Linked DNA regions of Mus musculus: region 2 is linked to region 1. A link is a contact called in ENCODE Hi-C or POLR2A ChIA-PET data. All regions are on one chromosome and are shown on one strand. The core of a region is the stretch at or near the end of the contact, and the rest is flanking DNA. Distances in the headings are between cores, read along the strand shown.

Region 1 (7,479 bases), core at 3,537-6,036:
TAGACAAGAATCTCAGGATTTCTACAAAGTAGCCAAAGCTTATGGATCTGTTCATATTATTTATCTATCCAAAGCACACAATTCCCCAAAGCCCAATAGTTTTAGACACATGGGTTGGTCCTGTAGTGACTATGGTCTGTTTTTCCTATTAGTGGACTAACACTAACCTCCCCCTTCCAAAGTGCTTCTATTCACACTTTTCATTGTTTACTCTTGTGCATGGAGGCTGACATTCCATACACAACAAGGAGTCAAAGCAAGGATTACTTGACTCACACCACAATTTAGAGCAGGTTCTTTAAACCACTGCCCGCAGCCGTTCACAGAGGCAAATAAAAAAAAAAAAACACGAATATCTATGTTAAAAAAAGACATGACTTCTGCTGCACTAGCAGACAGCTGATTTTGCAAGTCAGCAAAATAGAACTTATTATTATTTAACCCTGCCTGGGCAGCAGGCAAGAGACCTTAGCTGAGCTGTGGATCCAGTGGGTCTGAGCTGTAGAAAGTGAAGAGGAGATGTCCTAGGAATGCCTTCAGTGTCTGAAGCCTCACACTAGTGAGGTTCACAAGCTTGGTGTCTTTTGTGAGTACATAGTGTGTGTGTGTGCACACGGAGTGGGAGCCAGAGGTGGACATCAGTTTTCTTGTCAACTGCTTTTCCACCTCACTGTTTGATAAAGGGTTGTGCCTCACTGTACCTGGTGGCTGCACATTCCTTAGACTGGCTTGGCTGTGTAGGGAGTTGCTAGGTTCCCCTGCTCCATCTCGACAGTGCTGGGATTACATTCTTTTTATGACCACACAGCCTTCCCATTAATGCCACTGGAGCACCCGAGCCCTGGGACACCTTCAGAACTACGATGAGTAGTTGTTTTCTTAATCTGCCTCCTCCCCTCCTTGTGGAAGACTTTGGAAGACTCTACCGGGAAATTTTCGCAGAAGAGCCACGGATTTCCTAAGAAGGATTCTCAACTGTTGCTATGATCTAGAAAGGACTGTTGCTCTCAAAGACAGCACAACCCTGCAAGAGGTCAAAGGCTCCAGAAGGGGTTCAAATTAATCTGCTAATGCCATCAAAACGGAGCCAAATAGGAAAGTCCAGCCCTGACCTCCCTGGCACGGGTGGCCACTGGCATTTTATTACCTGTGCTTGTAGCCAGCAAAATCAACAAGTAAGACCATTACGGAGAAATCCAGAAAGAAACAGACACACTGCAGCCCGAGTTCTTCTCAGATGGGAAAGCCATCCATGTGAGTTGCTACATAAATGACCCATTTCTTGTTCTAACTATACTTACCCTAAGGAGCTCTTCCTTTGTACTACATTTCTGTATTTGTTTGTCTATTGTGTGTGTGCGCACTTGCATGCATATGCTATGGTGTCCACATGGAGGCTAGAGGACAACCTAGGAGTCAATTCCCTCCTTCTGCCATGTTGGTCCTGAGGGTCAAACTCAGTTCTTCAACCTTGGTAGCAAGGGCCTTTCCCACTGGCTCATGCTTCTTTCTCCTGTGTGGTCCCTGTGATAAGAAACTCCATGGCTTTAAAGGCTCAGTTCTCAGACTTGCGTACACGATGAAAATGTCTGGGGGAACTTGAGGAAAACCCACTCCCAGGTCTCACTCTTGAGGCATGGACTTGTTTACACAGACGTGGGTGGGGTAATGCTAGATTTTGCAAAGGGATCTAGGGGATTCTGTCCTGTAAAGCTGCCCTGAGTTTCAGATGGGCACAGTGAGGTTTGGAAGTTACTGCTGTGTGGGCGAGCCCTGCTTTCTCTGGCCCAAGGCCACCGCAGGTAAATAAATATGTATTCCATTCTGGTGTCAGATTATCTTTGAAGGCAGAGGGGAGAGGGACGAGGAAGAACAATGCTGCTTTTGTTGGGGGGTAAACAAGTTTCCAGGGCCACAAAACTTCCTAGCATATTCTGGAAACCCGTTCTTCTGGTTTTTAATTATATGACATTGGGAAGCACTGGCCCAGTCGGCGGCAGGATTTTGGATGCAACGAAGTCCAAAGTGACTCTGTGAGCTCCGGAAAATTCCTTAAGAAATTTCCCACTCCTAAGCACACCAGAGTCAAATAACAGATATCACCATGTCCTAAGTCCTTACACTGCTACATGCCAAGAAGGGCCAATCTCACCCACTCAGATGGCAGCACCGCCAAGACCGTGATCTGCTATTACAAAATTGAATACGACTTCTAAGCACGTCACAGGACTCACACGGGAGCATGCTCAGATTCCCCGGGAAGGCTCTAAGAGTCAGGCTCTTGGGGCCCTGCATGCAGGATCATGGGTGGCTGACTCCACACTTGGGTCTACACAGTAACAAGATGTCCAATCTCTAGACGGCAGGAAAGCCTGGCTTCTCTGCTTCCATTCTGCCCCCGTCTTTACGTTTGCTGAGAGCACAGAGATTTGTCACAGGTCTTAACCTTTTCTCTTCAGTCACCTTCAATTCCAGAAAAGCTCATCCCCAAAAGAAGACAACGCTGCACCTGAATCAGTCAGTTGGTATGAATCCACCACAGGAATGACAGCAAGGAACAGATCAACAATCAGATATCAGACCGTCTGTCCGCAAGAGTGAAGCTGAGCTGGTGGGCAGGGACCGCTCTGACCAAGGCTGGATGGCCCAGGACATCTTTTGCCCCCCCTGATAAGCCAAGTCCTAAAGTCAGGACCTCAAGGACGGACTCCAAGGGGTCTGGGGAGGGGAGCAATACGTGGATGTAACCCTTATCTGTTCCCCTTTCCAGTGCGGCCACGCCGAATAATCTCCATTCTCCGATTTTCACATCACACATCTCTGACTGACTGAGCCTCGCTGGGAGCAGGGCTTTTTTGTTGTTGGTGGTGGCGGTTTTGGTTTTTTGAGACAGTAGCCTCACGTAGCCCTAGCTGACCTTGAACCTGCTACGTAGTGAGGATGACTGAGAACTCGGGCTCCTCCCTCAAGGACTGAGATTACCAGTGTTCACTACCTCATCTGATGTACGAAGTACAGGGAGTGCCAGAGCTTCACACATGATAGGCAAGCGCTCTACCAACTGAGCTAGTACTATCCCTGGACCTTGGCATTTGCCACAAAAACTTTGATAATTGGTCAAAGATAGGAGCAGCCATTCCTGGCAACTTCCAAATAATGCAGATATGACTTTGAGCATCCTCACATTAACAAGAGAAGTTTCTATTCAGCCTCAGGCCCGGTAATAAAGAATGAAACTGAAACACTTCAAGGAAAATGGGACGCTGTCTTCGGGTATATCTTGGGACTTGTTCCAAAAGGCAAAATTTCATCATCCCCTTAGGTCTGAGCGCACAGGCGGACTCTGGGTTTACTCATTCATGTTCAAGGCTTAACATTGTTACTCTTGAAGGAGAGAGCCTGGCACGGCCTTAAGCTACAAAAGGACCTAAACCCACCCCCAGCTCCCCAACAGTAACCCATAGTTTATGGTTTCACATGGGCACAGTGTATACTTTCCATTTAAAAAATTTTATAATAGAGGCATAGGCCATGGGCCGGGGCATCTTCTTCAGAGTATGGGACACACAGCAAATGGATCATATATTTAAACAGAAAGGGTGATACCACAGAGGTCCTGTATGAAACAAGAATCAACTCTTTTATGTGTGAGGGGACAGTAAAAGAGGCTCTCCGTGATCCATAATTCAGGAGCTGGAAAGTTAAGAAGAAATGTGCTCTATAAAAAGTCACCTCTGGCCAGGCCATGGTAGCACACATCTGTAATCCTAGCACTGGGCAGAGGCGGGTGGGTCTCCAGGAAGGCCTGGGCTACGGAGAAATGCTGTCTTGAAAGCAAAACAAAAACAAAAACACAAAACAAAAAAAAAAGTAACTTCTAGGGTTCAGGCTGGCCAAGCACTTGCTGTTCAGGCATGGAGCTCTGAGGTCTGATACCCAAGGTAAACGCTGGACAGGGCAGTGAACATCTGTAAGCCAGCATCGGGGAGGCAGACAGGTGGATCCAAGGTCTCAGAGAGCATGTGGACGTGTGGACGTGGGTATCACACAAACACACTCAACATCTGTTAGCAGGCATATAGGAAATGATCAAGTGGGGAGAAATTCTGGAGGACATATTAGAATTAAAGGCAAGCTCCCTCATCTTTATAAAGACCTCACAGATCAAAGAGACAAAAAACGAATTGGAAGAAAAGCAAATCACATCAGAGAATGCAATATGAGAGACAGGGAGAGCGAGAGGGAGGGAAGGAGGGAGGGAGAGAGAGGGAGGGAGAGGGGGAGGGAGAGAGGGAGGGAGAGAGAGAGAGGGAGGGAGAGAGGGGGAGAGAGAGGGGGAGGGAGAGAGACAGACAGAGAGAGAGGGAGAGAGAGAGAGAGGGAGGGAGAGAGAAAGAGGGAGGGAGGGAGGGAGGGAGGGAGAGGGAGAGGGAGAGAGAGACAGAGAGAAGAGAGACACAAATGACGGGGTGCTCAACCTCTTTCAATTTTTAGCTATACAAACTCAAACCATATGGCTATTGTACATTTTTCTGCATGAGAATGGCAGGCATCCAGAATGTACAATAACCTTCTCTGCTGGTGAAGCTCTCCTAAGCTACCATTAGTGCAAAATACATCAGTTCTTGGAAAGGAAATCAAGCTGGGCCCACAGAGCAAGTCTGTAATCCCAGCTACCAGAGAGAGTGAGGCCAGAGGAGTGCAAATCCAAGGACCCCTTGGGCTAGAGTGGGTCCAATGCCAGCACTGGCAACTTAGTCTCAAAAGTACAGTCACCGGCATGTAGTTTGAGTGGTAGAGTGGTAGTTGGTCTGGGCAAGGATGCAGACTGACGATTTATTTGGTAGACTCATTATTCATGGGCCTGGAAAACTCAGTGTTGTTCAATGCGCAAGCAACTGCTACCTTGCCATCTGTTCTAAGACGACAGGGTAACAAGCAAATCAGAGGGCTGCTGAGGCGGTAGATGGTTCAGTGGGTAGAGACATCTGAGGTAAATCCTCTGGACCGCTGTGGCACAGGGAACTGACTTCTCCAAATTCTGCTTTGATTTCCATAATATACAGTGACCTTGCATTCTCTCTCTCTCTCTCTCTCTCTCTCTCTCTCTCTCTCTCTTTCTCTCTTTCTCTCAATCTCTCATATTGTACACAAAGTAAAATTAAAAAACAGATTTAAAAAATCTTTGAACTGGGCATGATGGCACACATCTTTATACCCAGAAGTCCAGAGACAGAGGCAGACAGATCCGAGTACGAAGCCAGCCTGATCTGCAAATGGAGTTCTAGATCAGCCAGCGATACACGGCAAAACCCTGTCAAAAAAAAAAAAAAAAAAAAAAAATCCAAAAATCCTTGCGTCTCCTAAACCGTGGAAGAACCTATGAACATGTAGTAACATTGTCAGCCTGTAAAAGCCATTAGGACAGCTGCAACCGGAACAGACTGGCCAGCAAGAGTCCAAGTGTAGCTTCCCACGGAGGCTTCCTTCTAACAATTACTGCAGAGCATTCGACTATGTCAAAATGACAACAGCTGGGGATTCTGCTCAGTTGACAAAATGCTTACTGTGCAAGTATTAGGTGCAGAGTCTGATTCCAGGACCCACACTGAATATGCCAGAAGTGCAGGGTGTTTACCGCGGGGGGCAGAGGTTTTCTGTGACTTCCAGAAGAGCCAGGGCCACACGGTGAGAGACTGCATCTCAAAACTAAACAAATCCGAAAATCAATCATCAACAACAACAACAACACACACACACACACACACACACACACACACACACACACACACAGAGAGAGAGAGAGAGAGAGAGAGAGAGAGAGAGAGAGCGCACATCAGAGCATGCAGATATTCCCTTGCAATCCCGGCCTGGGGAGGTGGACACATGAATCTCTGGGGCTCGATAGCCAGCCAACCTAGTGACCTCCAGGTCACTACAACGGGTGACCTCCAGGGCAATGCAGAAACCCTGTCTAATAAACACAGGGTTGAAGTCTCCCAAGGAAGGACACCAGAGGCTGACTTCCAGCCCCCACACACACGTGCACACATTCACAGGTACACAGAGAAAATTTCAGTACACACAGGAACATCTTATCTTACAGGTATATTTTCAGCACAGCCCAAAGTTAAACGAAAAAACTTGGTAAATGGGAACGAAGTCACCAACTGAACCAAAGGTATTGCTGACCTCAGAGATGGCAGGACTCCCGTGGCAAAGTCCACCCTGCAGACACGGACTTTCCAGAGACACAGCACTAAAGCAGAACTCTGAGATGAAAGCAGCCAGGCTTTTAGCTTTAAGGGATCATTCACTTTCTATACATTCTCCCTTCCAATTAACACAATGAACTTACATCTCTTTCCAGCTGAAGCTGTTAGGTGAGTTCTGATGTCTGCATAGGTTTCTTACTTCCAGACACCTCCAGCTTTGTTTTAACGCACAATCAACAAGAACCCCTAATTAAAGACTTCAAACTCGAAATTCCCTGGACCAGGCGGGAAAATCTGACCCGGTCCTCCCCACCCTCTCAAATTTGCCATTTAGCTAATTCACAGTGAAGGTGATACTTTCGGATACAGTATAAAAGTCCCAGCACCCTAAGTTCCTCCATGACTGTCTGGAGAGAGGCTGGGGCTATCTCTAGTTTCTACATTCCTGCTGTTGCCATGCTGGGAATCAAACCCAGGGTCCTGTGCTTGTGAAACCAAGTGCTCCACCAAGAGCTTCCTCCCTAACCCTTTACATAAATGTATTCCTTTCTTCTTTGTAACCTTTTTATTTGTTTGTTTAGTTCCCCACTTACTGAAATTTCAGGTTTGGACCATTATGCCCTGCTTCATACCCTTTAAAAAGCTCCCCTATAAAATATAAAATAAAAAGCATCTCTGGTCGGCCTGCTGCTGCACGGGTGTATAAAATAAAGACAAGCGTTTAACTTTGCTGGAGATATGGCAAAGCACCAGAAGAGCATCTCCCAAGCTGTCAGCCCTGCAACAGGGGGAAGTCTGCAAGCCTCCAAATGATGCTCGGCCCTGAGAAACCAGCAGGAGGGTGTACATTAGCACCCAAGGCAGCATGGCTGCTCGCACAAGCTCGCACGCCTCCAAGAGCGGATGGATCTGTGCCTGTCAGGAGTGGCTTCTAGGCTGTGTGCTGGGGGCACTCAAGATACTCAAAGCCACAAGGAGCCCATTATGTACTAGCTTCCACTATCCATTGCTCAGCTTTGCACATCATCATCTGTAATCCACCTGCAGAAAGAATGAGGCCTCGCGGAAACAGGAATGCCCAAAGGATGGAGCGAGACTGGTCCTCGCTGTGGCTCTAGTTCACTCTGGTCCAAGCTGGCTCAGCAGCAAAGACAGTTGTGATAACTAAAATTTAGATTCCAGGCCATTGAATTTTTACAGCTTACTCTGGTCACCTGAAAACCCCCATCTACTATCAAGAATAAAATACAGGAATAAAGAGATG
Region 2 (7,479 bases), core at 3,290-5,789, 42 kb after region 1:
GCTATTTGTACCGCCCAAGTCTGGGCATTGTATTTTATTAAAAGTTCCATTTTGGGGTATGTAGTGACTAAAACTTCTGTTCCAGCCTCAACTTGGCATCAACCGTATGTCTCAGTGGAAGCGGGCTTACTGCACACAGAACCACAGGAGCCCCACGTTTTCTTCTCTCAAAGTTGTTGTGGGAAAGAGTCCCTGCTGAAACTGCATCCCCAGTCCTCCAATCTCAGAGGAAATTCCCAGGCACCGAAGGTTCTCTCAAAAAGTATAATCAGCAGGTTGCTCTGACTGGATTAAATTAAATCTGACATGATAGGCTGCCTCTTGCACTGATAGAGTCTCAATTTTCTGGAAGAATGAAATTACATATCACTTTAGAAAACATATGAGCATTCTGCTCACATCAGTAAACAGAGGAACAGCATCTAAGTCATTTCTGAGTTACAGAAATACTTGATTCATAAATACGAATTTTATGGGGCAGCTAACTATTTGCCAGGCCTTGAGCTAAGTACTGTACACTCATTACCATGACTTAAAAAAAGAAAGTCTCAGTATTATTGCCCTGCCTTACAGACGGAACCATTTGGGCAGATAAAGTTATTGGCCTAATAGCAGACAACTTGTAAACAAGCCAGGAGGCTTACAGTTAGCAAGAAGGCAAGCCACTCACTGTCAAGTTCTTAGATGCTCTAGAGATGTAACTTGAAAAGCAGACACAGATAGGTCTAGAATTGTTGTCACCTGAAGAATTCCCCACCTCTTCTTGAACATAGAATGTTTAGTCTTATCTTAGTTCATTCCATATGCCTTCTCAATCTTCATGCTTAGGGGAAAATATCAACAGAATTCTAAAACACAGGGCTATGCATGTTTTAAATCTCAGAACTTGGGCACTTGAGGCAAGAAGACCAGGGGTTCAAGGCTATAAAAGACCCTGCCTCAAAAACAAAATCAAATAAATTCCAAGACTTAACTGGAAGCCTTCGGAAACACTGACAAGAAAAACATAATAAACAAATCAAGCATTGCCTGCAACGCTTAGGACTTTGTATGCACCTGGGAGATAAACTTCATACCCCTCCCACAAGATACAGCTCTGGAAGCATAGATTAACCAGTGATTCAGCATACATTACAATCTTACATAAAACTACTTCGGAATATGTGTAAGAGGCATTTATATTCCTATAATGAAACATTATTTTTGAGTATACAAATTCAATCTATATTCCTGGAATAATAACTTCATGGCTAGAAGGACAATAAAAGTTTAGAAATAACATGGAAGGTGGTGAGGGCAATAATTTTATACTTCAAGTACTTAACTACAGTAAACTACATATAAATTTGGTTAGACAGTCTTGGGTGAGCTGGTCCAATGAATAATCTAAGATATTTCTTAAAGAGCAATTTACTAGCCTCACAATTTCCTATTATCAAAAATAACTTTCCCTGCAAATCTGAATCTGATCCAAGAAGTGTGTCAATAGCCAGTTGTTCCAGCTTATTTATGATATAGGAACCGAGTGTGTAGGGGGAGTGGGCTTGCTGCACTGCACGGTCAAGCATGTTTAATCAAGTCCGTAAAAGTATTTACCACTAATGAAAGCATGGAATATATCCTGTGCCTGAGAATCTAGCACACTGGATACTGTACACAGTGTAAGCAGGTACTGTACTCGGCTTCCCCCCTGCTGGCAGACCCTAGTCACTAAAAGGATGAGCCTCTTTGACTGGGACTGTCTCTATCACACATCCCTAGTAAGTATCTCTAGGCTGGAAAGCACTCAAGATCCAACCCAGGGGAAAATTATAAACAGAAAAGAAATTTAAGAAAATTAATTCTTTCGCTACCCACCCCATTTCCCAAAGTCCTATATATGTGTACGGACTTTCTTAAGAGACCCCAGCAAAATACTGATCGTGCAGAAACAAACACACCTAGACCTAAGACTAGGTGAGATCTTCGACTGGTATTATCATGCAACCATAGGTATCCGAGTCCGGGTGGGTTCTAGTCTGGTCTGGGCCAAGGCACAACACGAGGGTGAAGACAGAAGGCATGGAGGAAGGAATGCAGGAGAGAAAGGAAGAGAGGGAGACCTCGGGGCCACACTTCTTTCTAGTAGCAACAAAAAGGAAAGCCGCATACTGACCTAAATCATCTCTCAAAGGCGCTTTATAAATTACAGGGACAAAGGGAGGGGGTGGCGGGTGGCCTGGGAACCCCACAGACACCCTACCCTCTGACCCGCCCCCTCCCCCTCCAGCACAAGGGAAGCAAGACAGAAAGCAGCTCAACTCGGCCACGGGCGTGAAGCCCTCATCAGGGTTTCAATTGCCCATCCATCCACCCCCCAAAAGAAACACACGTAAACACTATACCCACCCCGGGGGCGGCCACTCCCGCCCCGGGGCTCCTAGAAGCGGAGGCCGGGGATTTACTTAGTTAGATTTTTCTTGCTTACTCATTTCCCTCAAGCACCCAACCCCCCGTTCCCACTCCAAAACCCCGCTCCGTCGCCTACCCTCCGGCTCGGGCCCCCCGGGGATCCCGGGTCCCCGCGGCGGTGGCTCGGGCCCCCGCGCGGTCCAGGTCACTAACCTGCTGCTGTAAGGGCATTTCCGAAAGCAGCCTGGCTCCGGGGGAGGTGGGGGGCCGGCTGGAGAGGGGGCCCGAGGCCGAGTGGAGCGGCGGCGCCGGGCGAGGGCGGGCGCCGTGGGGGGGTGGGGACGGGAGAGGGAGGGTGGCGGTGCCGGGTGCGAGGGCGCCGGGACCGTCCCAGGCCTGGGAGCCGGCGAGCAGGAGGAAGTGGGTGCCCCCTCTCCCCCTCCAGCGCCCCCTCCCGCCGCCGCCTCCTCCCCAGTCACAGGCGCGTCCTCCGCGCACGTGTGCGAAACGTCACCGGCGGGTCCCGGAGAGAAGGGACAGATCCTGGCGGCGGGACGGGAACCCGGCTGCCCCCGCCCTCCGTCGCCGGGGGGGCGGGGAGGGGGACAGGGCGGGGAAGGAAGGGGCAAGGGGAGAGGCGGGTCAAGGGCAGGCCCGGGGCCCGGAGAGCAAGGCCCCAGCGCTCCGGCCACGCGGGCGCCGCCGCTGCCACCGCGGAGATGCGCCCAGGCCGGAGCACCCGCCCGCCGGCCCCTTGTCGCAGACAGCGCGAGCCCTGGCCCACCGGGGCTCTCAGCTCCACCTCCCCCACCGCGATACCCGTCCACCTCCCAGATCCCCTTTGTTGCCTGGAGCTAGGTCCCCAAAGGTGCCAGGCACTGGCGCCCCTGCGCTCGGAGCACGCCTGCGGGACCCCCAGTCGCCCAGGGGCAGCAGAGACAGGAGAGGAGGCTTGCACGCCTCGGGTCCCCCAGTTTACATCCTCTGGGGTCCCCCACTCTCCAGTGCACTACTCCCTCCCCCACCCCCTTCTCCATCCGGGGCGTGACCCCTTCCTACGCCCGAGAAAGAGGAAGCTTCGAGTTGCAAGGGAGGGGAGAGTGGGGGTAGGGAAAAGTGCAGGAAAAGAAGTGGAGGGGGGGGGGGCGCGAAAAGTTTTGGAGTGTTGGATGTGGTTCTCAAAGAGGGACTCCCCACTGCCCCGCGTGCCTGCCCAGGCCCCCACGTCCTCCCAACGTCCGCAGGAAAGCACCCCGAGTCTAACAATAAGCACACGCTGGAAGGGACAGCAACGAGGCCCACGATGCTCAGCCTCGCGCTCCCGCCGCCACCGCTCCCGGGAGCCCGCCTCCCACCTGGGCTAGGGACGCTGAGGAGGGTATTACCGGTGGGCCACCGCCGCCGCCGCGTCCTGGTGCTGGTGGCTGCTGCAGCAGCCCGACTCTGCTGGAGGGTCCTTGTGGCGTGGTGTAGAGGCTGCTGGCGGCCGGCTCCGTGCCGGGGACACTGGGGAGAAGGGGGCCGGCGGTCAGGGCGCCACTTTGGAGGGAGGTGGCACAGGACGTGGTGGAAGGGTTCGTAGTGAGGATCTGGATGTACGTGCCCGGGGCGGCGGCGGCGGCGAAGCCGGGGCTGGCTAGCAGTGCCCTTTTGTCCATGGAGGCTGCAGCGGCGGCGGCGACGACAGCCGCCCCCTCCCCACCCCCGGCGGTCACCAGGTACTGCTCCAGGGCGGGCTGGATCCCCTTTCTCATCTCTCGCTCCTGCTCTTTTTTAGTGTTACGATATATTAACGTATTGCTTTCAATTTCTTTTATTATTTGCAGCCGGAGTTTCCAAGTCTCTCCTTCTCGCCTCCCCTCCCGGCGCTTCCGAACCCTCTCTCTCTCTTTTCTTTTTATTTTTCCGCACCGCACAGGCCCCGGGGGCCAAAAATAATCGGGGGTCTGGAGAGAGGAGGGTCCCGGCCGCACGGATATCAGGCCCCGAGGAGGGATGGAGGCGTCGGGGGCAGCCGATGCAACGGATTGCGAGGCGGTGGCGGCAGCCCGGGTGCTGCGGCCGGCAGCTGAAAAATGGCTCCAGGAAGCTGCTGCTGACAATGAATGAAGGGATACGGTTTACGCGCCAAGGTCCTCCCGCGAAACTCAGATTTCCCGCCGGCTTTTCAAACCATATTTGCATATCTCCGCCCCTCAACCCGCCGAGGACTGTTCCCACAGTCCATTGGATCCCTGTCGCCTTACTTCGGTACCAATCCTGGAGCGAGGTCGCCACTGGCTGTTTTCCATTGGCTGCCATACACCATGGTTACCGGGGTGACCCGGGCTCTATTTGCATAGAGCAACCTGACTGGCTGGAAGCAGAGCAGGCTTCTTAGGAGGTGGGGCAAAGTCCTACTCTCCCACGGAAAGCCACGCCCATTCCAGGCCCCTCCCTCGCTCCTACCCGCGGGGCTGGCTCTGATGACCTGGGCAGGGACTCTGCCTCGCAGACTCAGTGTGGATCTAGTCTTGAGCGCAAGTTTCGGTTTTGGAAATTGTCAAGGTGACACCCTCAGGGACTTTGTTTCCTGTAACCAAGCAGTGTAGTAAATGAAGAACTGGTAGAAATTCCCCTAAATATGTGTCAAAGGCAAGTTGGACCCGGCCTGGCAGGTGGAAAACTGAGCCCTTTAAATCCTGGGTTTCTTCCTTCCTGAAATCCAACCAATGACGTGAGAGCGGATCCGGAGGCCAAGGCTGATAGACAGAAGCATGTGGGCAGACAGAACCGTGGGGGTAGAAGGTTCAGCTGACGCGACTGCAGGCACACTTTAGTTCATATTCCAGATCATTCCTGGCAGCTTCATGATTAGCCCGATTTCGATTTAAGTAAAAATTAACTCTTTGTTCAGTGAACTCTGACTACAAGTATAGGTTTGAGTCTAACAAGCACCCTCTCTGGCCCAGAAACACCCAGGGGAGTTAATCAGGGCTAACCTAGAACTGATCCGCGGGTTTTTAATCCGCCATGCAGTAATCCAAAGTAGTACAGGCTTTTATGGTGACGTGGGACTTCCAGTGAAAGCTGCCTGCACTCAGCTCTTTACAGCCTCATACGCCAGGAAATTCTTAAGCAAACAGCAAACACTACAACGCAAACCTAACCCGATATGTTTTAAAAGAGGAGAAAAATGTATGCATATATATGTATATATGGAAATCAGAAAATGTCAAGGAAAATGAAATCGTCGAACTGGTTTCTATATTAAAGTAAATACTCACGGATCTTTAAAATGAGCATTGTGGGGCTGGAGAAATGGATCAGTTACTTACATAAGTGAGGGGACCTATATTTGATCCCCAATACTCACATTTAAAAAGCTAGGCATGACCGCGTGTATCACTAATCCCAGAACTGGGAGAATGAGACCTGAAAACTCATTGGGGCTTGATGGTCAGCCAGTGAAGCCAGTTGGGAAATTCGAGACTCACTGAGCTATCCTATTCTGAAAACTCAGGTAGAGAGCTACTGAGGGAGACATCTGAGGTTGACCTCTCTGGCCTCCACAGGCACGTGCATATGCACAAGCGTGTGCACTCTCACGTACACACACACTTGTATACGCACAATGAGAAGTATTTACGACTGAGGAGGAAGGTGAGGGAAGATGTAGATGTCGAGACCAGATTTTCATTGAGTAGCTGAGAACTGTGGAAAACAGCTGTTGGGATACATCCTTCTCTACCTCAGGCACATTATAATTTTTTAAATGTAGAGTATTTGGTAGGGTGCTCAGTGGATGACAAGGCTTGCATTACACCTAGTCCTTTCACCTAGGTATTGCTTGCTATTGTTATTATTATTATTATTATTATTATTATTATTATTAATTATTTTACCCAAGCTCACATTCAAACCCTATAGGAAGCCTAACAATTTGGGGTCAGTTCATCTTAGGACCATCTAATATTGCATTTCAGCCTTATTACCTTCTCTGGAATTAAAAGTACTGCTAAGCTTTATACCAGGCTTGGAAATATTTTGGTTTTGCATTCAAGCCTGTTGAAGAGCCATAGAATTTGTATGTTTGAAGATTTGTGGCCAACAACAAAACTGACTGTGTTTGTAGAGTCGATAAGGTGAAGGCGTACATGCCTGGTTGAGTGAGAGGGAGGAGAGCAACCTCTTTAATCTTATTTCGTAACTGTCGCTTTGCATTATGGATCGCTATGGAGAAAGCTAATACTGTAAGCTAGGGTATTGCCAGCTGCATGGTGTTACTGTAGGGAGGTTATGGGGGAGGGGTTGTTGCAAGATGGCATTGGAGAGCTGCATCTGACAGTAGAGACAATACCAGATTCCAGTCTTTGCAAACCATTAGGCGACCCTCAGTAAGGTAAGCAGGACATAAACCTGGGAGCAGAGGAAACAGTCTGGGTGGTAAGTCATCAGGTCCTGCATTCAGACCCTGGAATCCATGAGTCCTGAGTGGAGAGTTAGCTCATTTTAGTAGGTTTGCACTTAGGAGTCAGTATAATCTGGGTTTGCATTCTGGCTCTAGCTCTGCCTCCTCCTCCTCCTCCTCCTCCTCCTCCTCCTCCTCCTCCTCCTCCTCCTCCTCCTTCTCCTCCTCTCCTCTCCTCTTCTCTTCTCTTCTCTTCTCTCTCTCTCTCTCTCTCTCTCTCTCTCTCTCTCTCTCTCTCTCTCCTTGTTTAAAAAGAAAATAAAGATCAGAGAGATGGTTCATCTGGTCAAAGTACACTTGTTGCCAAGAGCTACACCCTAGAGTTTGATCCCCAGAACCCATGTGGGGGAGAAAAAGGTTGACTCCCCAAAGTTGTCCTCTGGTCTCCACCCTATGGACAGCACGTTTATTTTTTTATTATTGCGTTGGGGGAGGTGAGTGATGTATGTGGGTGTTGGCAGGATGTGCGCATGCCACAAGGATGTGGAGTTCAGAGGACACGTGTGTGGACTTGGCTCTCTCCTTCCAACTTGATTGGGTTGAATTCAGCTCACCAGTCTTTTTTGCCAAGCACGGTTTCAGGGTGTACCATCTCACCCGTCCTACCTTTCACACTGGCTCGCCTGTTTTTCTCATAT

Evidence for each region. Hi-C counts contacts between places; a loop is a spot of excess contacts on that map. ChIA-PET counts read pairs that join two places held with the same protein, here RNA polymerase II (POLR2A).
Region 2: a loop to region 1 is called in a map of gastrocnemius, with 2.0 times the contacts of the local background. The contact joins the promoter of E2f3 here to the enhancer-like site in region 1. A Hi-C loop is called at or near these places in 6 of 37 maps with a recorded cell type or tissue (gastrocnemius and heart). POLR2A ChIA-PET finds 5 or more read pairs at or near these places in 4 of 5 experiments (Patski and embryonic stem cell).

The regions. Positions count from the first base shown.
Region 1 is chr13:29,939,178-29,946,656 of GRCm38, forward strand. The region is part of intron 1 of E2f3 (E2F transcription factor 3); the gene reads right to left. Among named protein-coding and RNA genes, the nearest start is that of E2f3, 43 kb to the right of the region's middle. Within about 2 kb of position 4,787, at least 1 of the 3 ENCODE cell types and tissues checked has a DNase peak (open chromatin) inside an H3K27ac peak, as active enhancers do; it is gastrocnemius, where a contact is called at or near this core.
Region 2 is chr13:29,981,524-29,989,002 of GRCm38, forward strand. E2f3 (E2F transcription factor 3) reads right to left here and starts at 4,540. Exons shown (of 7, transcript NM_010093.3): 1 at 3,777-4,540. The coding sequence starts at 4,145.